2 separate regions of the Homo sapiens genome follow, and region 1 is linked to region 2. The links are chromatin loops, found by intact Hi-C in ENCODE. Cell type or tissue: dorsolateral prefrontal cortex. All regions are shown on one strand. Links, peaks and the distances in the headings refer to the core of each region. The heading gives the core; the rest is flanking DNA. Region 1 overlaps LOC105370174 (a long non-coding RNA gene). Region 2 overlaps RGCC (regulator of cell cycle).

What was found. Peaks named below come from ENCODE experiments on the same cell type or tissue, not always from the same donor. Only the 100,000 strongest peaks of a DNase experiment are listed, where the experiment ranks them.
Region 1: a loop joins it to region 2, with 7 times the contacts of the local background. A loop is called at or near these places in 17 of 110 quality-filtered maps.

What each region holds. Positions count from the first base shown.
Region 1 is chr13:41,539,366-41,542,282 of GRCh38, reverse strand. All of the region lies in intron 1 of LOC105370174 (a long non-coding RNA gene), which reads right to left. Among named protein-coding and RNA genes, the nearest start is that of MIR5006, 28 kb to the left of the region's middle. RefSeq lists an enhancer at 1,776-2,296. In dorsolateral prefrontal cortex, for the core only: no CTCF peak of the experiment used is centred there; no DNase peak of the experiment used is centred there.
Region 2 is chr13:41,466,266-41,469,182 of GRCh38, reverse strand. It overlaps RGCC (regulator of cell cycle), which reads right to left. Exons shown (of 5, transcript NM_014059.3): 3 at 2,253-2,360; 4 at 345-407. Among named protein-coding and RNA genes, the nearest start is that of RGCC, 10 kb to the right of the region's middle. In dorsolateral prefrontal cortex, for the core only: no CTCF peak of the experiment used is centred there; a DNase peak (open chromatin) is centred at 1,414; H3K4me3 peaks cover 2,066 bases; H3K27ac peaks cover 2,500 bases.

The DNA of each region.
Region 1 (2,917 bases), core at 324-2,823, 73 kb before region 2:
TTGAATGGAAGTCGAATGATGAGAAACCAGCCAGTCCTGCTGGCCATCCCTTCTTCACAACCATACCTGCCACCTGCTCTTCCAGCTTGCATGTGACAAGGCCCTGTGGTGAAGACTGGGAAACACACCTGCTGTGGCACAACTGTTGTATTAGTTTCAAGCAGATTACCTTCAACATCCCCACATACAATGAAATCATCTTCGGTCATAATGAAATGAAATGAATACTAATGGCCAGAGAAATTAGTAGCAGGATTGAACTTTGTATATATAATTTTGCCTGTAAAAACTTTTTAATAAAAGCAAAATAAATATTACAATACAAAAATTAAAAAGTCATGGATTAATCATTACCCTAATGTGTTTTTTTTTAAGTGGGGGCATGCACGAAGAAACACTTCCAAAAGAGTGAACTCCAAAGCTTTAGAGACTGGCTCGCACCCAGACAGACAGAACTGAAGTGAATCCAGTTCACCGAGCTAGCCTCATTCATTTCCACCCTACTCATTCAACACAGGAATACGGCGTAGATCCGGAGTACAAGGAACCAACTGCCCCAGAAGTGAGCGCCAACAATTCTGAATTGTCACCCTTGCAAACTGACTCTTGGAACCAGCCTGCAACTGACTCTGCTTATATCCTGTGTAATTGGAGGTGTTCCAAATTAACTTCCATGTAGAAGGCAATTAAACATACTTATTAAAACATAAGTAATAAAATGTGCACTCTTTAAGCCTGGACATATATCACTAAAAGACAACACTAATAGCAGCAACTGTTTAGGACTTAGACTAATAAATGGTTTGGGGGGAAGGAGTAAGTACTTCATCACGGACATTGCTTAGAATAACCAGCATATAGTGATAATAAAAAGCTGACCAACGTGTAGTCAGTTTTATTACTGTTTTTAATGATGCTACACACAAGGCACTCCTTTATTGCCTGCATGCAGGGTAGGCTGTTCCCACCACCTACCCTTGGTATGCCACTGTGTCCTTGCCCCCAAATTTCATCAAATCAGATGAAGTGCATTGACACTTACTGTTAGGAACTATATCATTATTGTTGCCTGACTTGCAGAGAAGTCAGTCATTTTCAGAAAGAGTCTACTGCAAGAAGCTCTTTCCTCTGGAATGGCCCTACAAAAGGAATAGGGGAAATATGTTTAAAAGGAAATAGCAACAGGTTTCATGATCACTTAAGAACTGGAGGTTTCTGCAAGACAAAATACAGCAACAACCAAATTTTAACTCAGGCAAGTTAGGAAAATTATTTTCCATATATATGACAGGCCAAGTGTACTTGTATTGAATGCACTCATGCCAAGTGACCAACAACAGCAAAATCCATTGATGTCCCAATAGGTGTATGACAAAGGACATGGACAGAAAATTCACAGATGAGAACATGTGTGCAAGATGGCCGAATAGGAACAGCTCGAGTCTACGGCTCCCAGCGTGAGCGATGCAGAAGACGGGTGATTTCTGCATTTCCAACTGAGGTACCAGGCCATCTTACTGGGGTGTGCCAGACAGTGGGTGCAGCGCACCGTGCGTGAGCCAAAGCAGGGTGAGGCATCGCCTCACCCTGGAAGTGAAAGGGGTCAGGGAATTCCCTCTCCTAGTCAAAGAAAGGGGTGACAGATGGCACCTAGAAAATCGGGTCACTCCCACCCTAATACTGCGCTTTCCCAATGGGCTTAAAAAACGGCACACGAGGAGATTATATCCCGCACATGGCTCAGAGGGTCCTACGCCCACGGAGCCTCGCTCATTGCTAGCACGGCAGTCTGAGATCAAACTGCAAGGTGGCAGCAAGGCTGGGGGAGGGGCGCCCGCCGTTGCCCAGACTTGATTAGGTAAACAAAGCAGCTGGGAAGCTCGAACAGGGTGGAGTGCACCACAGCTCAAGGAGGCCTGCCTGCCTCTGTAGGCTCCACCTCTGGGGGCAGGGCACAGACAAACAAAAAGACAGCAGTAACCTCTGCAGACTTAAATGTCCCTGTCTGACAGCTTTGAAGAGAGCAGTGGTTCTCCCAGCATGCAGCTTCAGATCTGAGAACGGGCAGACTGCCTCCTCAAGTGGGTCCCTGACCCCCGAGTAGCCTAACTGGGAGGCACCCCCTAGTAGGAGCAGACTGACACCTCACATGGCCGGGTACTCCTCTGAGACAAAACTTCCAGAGGAACAATCAGGCAGCAGCATTTGCAGTTCACCAATATCCGTTGTTCTGCAGCCACTGCTCCGGATACCCAGGCAAACAGGGTCTGGAGTGGACCTCTAGCAAACTCCAACAGACCTGCAGCTGAGGGTCCTGTCTGTTAGAAGGAAAACTAACAAACAGGAAGGACATCCACGCCAAAAACCCATCTGTACGTCACCATCATCAAAGACCAAAGGTAGATAAAACCACAAAGATGGGGAAAAAACAGAGCAGAAAAACTGGAAACTCTAAAAATCAGAGCACCTCTCCTCCTCCAAAGGAATGCAGCTCCTCACCAGCAACGGATCAGAGCTGGACAGAGAATAGCTTTGACGAGTTGAGAGAAGAAGGCTTCAGATGATCAAACTACTCCGAGCTACAGGAGGAGATTCGAACCAATGGCAAAGAAGTTAAAAACTTTGAAAAAAAATTAGACAAATGGATAACTAGAATAACCAATGCAGAGAAGTCCTTAAAGGACCTGATGGAACTGAAAACCAAGGCACGAGAACTATGTGATGAATGCAGAAGCCTCAGTAGCCGATGCGATCAACTGGAAGAAAGGGTATCAGTGATGGAAGATGAAATGCATGAAATGAAGCAAGAAGAGAAGTTTAGAGAAAAAAGAATAAAAAGAAACGAACAAAGCCTCCAAGAAATATGGGACTATGTGAAAAGACCAAATCTACGTCTGATTGGTGTACCTGAAAGTGA
Region 2 (2,917 bases), core at 275-2,774:
TTCAAGTGATTCTCCTACCTCAGCCTCCCAAGAAGCTGGGACTACAGGTGTGCGCCACCATGCCCAGCTAATTTTTGTATTTTTTAGTAGAGATTGGGTTTCACCATGTTGGCCAGGCTGGACTTGAATTCCTGACCTCAGGTAATCCACCCACCTCAGCCTTCCAAAGTGCTGGGATTACAGGCGTGAGCCACTGCCCCGGCCTAGGGTCCTGTTTCTAAACCTATAGAAGGCTTAGGATGAAACTTTCTGCCCCAGGGCAAGCTGGTTAACATTACAACACTTTATCAGAAGTGTCTGTTAGTTTTTTGTTTTTTTGTTTTTAATATCAGACATGTACTTACTTGCTAAAGTTTTGTCAAGATCAGCAATGAAGGCTTCTAGCTCTTTTGTGTCTCCTAATTTAGCTGTGAAACAGGAGAGGGAGAGAGAGAGAGAGAGAGAGTTCAGTTTCCATAACAAAGACAGCTGATGACTCCATATTGAGTTTTCCAGGAAGTTGGAACTTCCAGAGTTATAGAATGGATTATTTCTATTTTACATCTACCTCCTTATCTTCAGAGACTTTTATTGAAGAGTGTCCTGGGCCAACCCTAAGTGTGTGCTCCAGTGTTTTGATACAGTAAACTCAGAAACTGATTCTGAAGACTAGCCTAAGTGTTTCTTTATTTTTTAGTTCATCACCACCCTCTCCAAACATCCCACCCCACTTCTCCCTCACCTAGAAGAGGAATCTTCCTTCACTGTCTTAAATGTTTGCAGGAGAGTGAGGAGCAGGAAGGGAAGATAAAAGGAGTCTGGTTTTTGTATTGTGTAGAATATGAGTTATTAGTCAAAAAATTCAGTAAGCATAGCACTGTGCAGAGCAGACACCTAGATTGTGTCATTCCTGCGGCACTAGCCTTCTGATGCATTCTTGCTTGTGCTGTCCCCCCAGGGCAACGCTGCAGCCCTCAGAGTTCCTCCAATATGAAATGAATGAAGAGTTCACTGTTTCTTATCAAAATGGTACAGGGAAGGTGCCATGAGTCTTCTGGGCCCAGGACAGCCTCATCCCCTCCAGGTGCCCACACAAGGAAACGAGTCCTCATTCTGATTTGGTTCTCTCTAGAGCCTGAGATGTAGAGATTTTTTTCATATAGCTGACTTTATTTTTGTAGAGTTCATCACATCATTCATGCCTTCCCTGAAATGCAGTACTGGACAGTTTTATTAATTAACACCTGCTGGCTACAAATGGCTAATTGTTCTTAGCCTTTTAAGTCAATTTGCCACTAGGGGCTTTTTTTCCCTCTTTAATTCCTACCTCTTGAGGATCAGGTAACAAATCTGAGCACGTTTTAAGCCACTTTTTAGACTGCTCTGTCTCTGAATTCAACTGATTCATTACAGACTGAGGGCTGGATAGTGGCAGAATTCCCAGTGGGTGCTAACGTTGCTATGTTGAGAAGGGAACTTTCAAATGCCTCTTCTGAAAAAAGAGTGAAGTCCTGTCTTATTGCCAAAGTGAAAAGAGTGATGGAATTGTCATTTCTTTTTAACTATGTTCCATTTTTATTGCATTCTGCAACTATTTTCAGCAAGTATAACTTTTCTTAAGAAAAAAAGCTCCTTTTGTTTTCAAAAAGGCACTTGTCCAATGTAACAGAACATTCAACTCTCTAGCTGGAGACATTTTACCAGTTCCAAAAAATAAGAAACTGCTCATGCATCTTTAAAGACATTTTAGGTCTATTAATACCACAGTAGAGACAGGCTGGAGCTGCTATTTTAAATCATGTTAGATCATAGCTTATCTAATAATGACAACCCCATTTAATTGCTAAATTGGTCATCTGAAAGCATTGGTTAAATAATTAATGCAATAAAAAGAATCCCACTATCTGCAAAGGCAAACTGCTGAGTTTTAAATTCTAGAACCAACAAGTCTGGGAGGAGACTCCTAAGAAACACTGTCATTTGCACAGTCTTGATTACATCACATGAGAGAGAACAGTCTAGTCTCCAAATTTTCTTTCTCCCTGTGACTTCAGGTTTTCTGCCCCAAATTATCTGATTTCATGTTCACACTGATTAAAATCCTGAGAAATAAAAAATTCCACTGTATACTCTACAGTATTAAGACATTAGTCTTACCTATTTGTTTTGTACATTTGAGAAAGATTGTTTAGGGATAAAAGGGACAGAGAAGGGATTGAGAAGGAGAGAGGAATAAAAAAGCAAAAAACTCAAATTCCAACTAATGACCTTACCTTTCTGAGGAGTGACAGTGGCAGAGAGAAGAGCTGGGGTAGAGTCTGTTGGAGAATTCAGTTTTTCATCACTGAAGCTGAAGCTGTTCCTATAAAGTGAATCTGCACCTTTCAGGAAGGAAAATATACTCATTAGAAATAGTACTCATGAGATTATAGACTTAGCACTTTATAGTCTATTGATAACCAACAATTTGTCTTCAAAATAAGCCAAAGCTGCAACTCTATAGTAAAGAAAACAGCCAGGCATGGGGTGGCTCACGGCTGTAATCTCAGCACTTTGGGAAGCTGAAGCAGGTGGATCACCAGAGATGAGGAGTTCAAGACCAGCCTGGCCAACATGGTGAAACCCCATCTCTACTAAAAATACAAAAATTAGCCAGGCATAGTGGTGTGTGTCTGTAGCCCCAGCTACTTGGGAGGCTGAGGCAGGAGACTCGCTTGAATCTGGGAGGTGGAGTTTGCAGTGAGCCAAGATCACACCACTGCACTCCAGCCTGGGTGACAGAGTGAGACTCTGTCTCAAAAAAAAAGATTAGAAAACAGGTTGATTTCCAGGTTTTATGTTTATGCCCCCAAAATGATTCGAGACAGGGGAGAGAGGGAGTGTGTGTGTGTGAGAGAGAAAGTGTGTGTGTGTGTTTGTGTGAAAGTGTGTGTGTGTG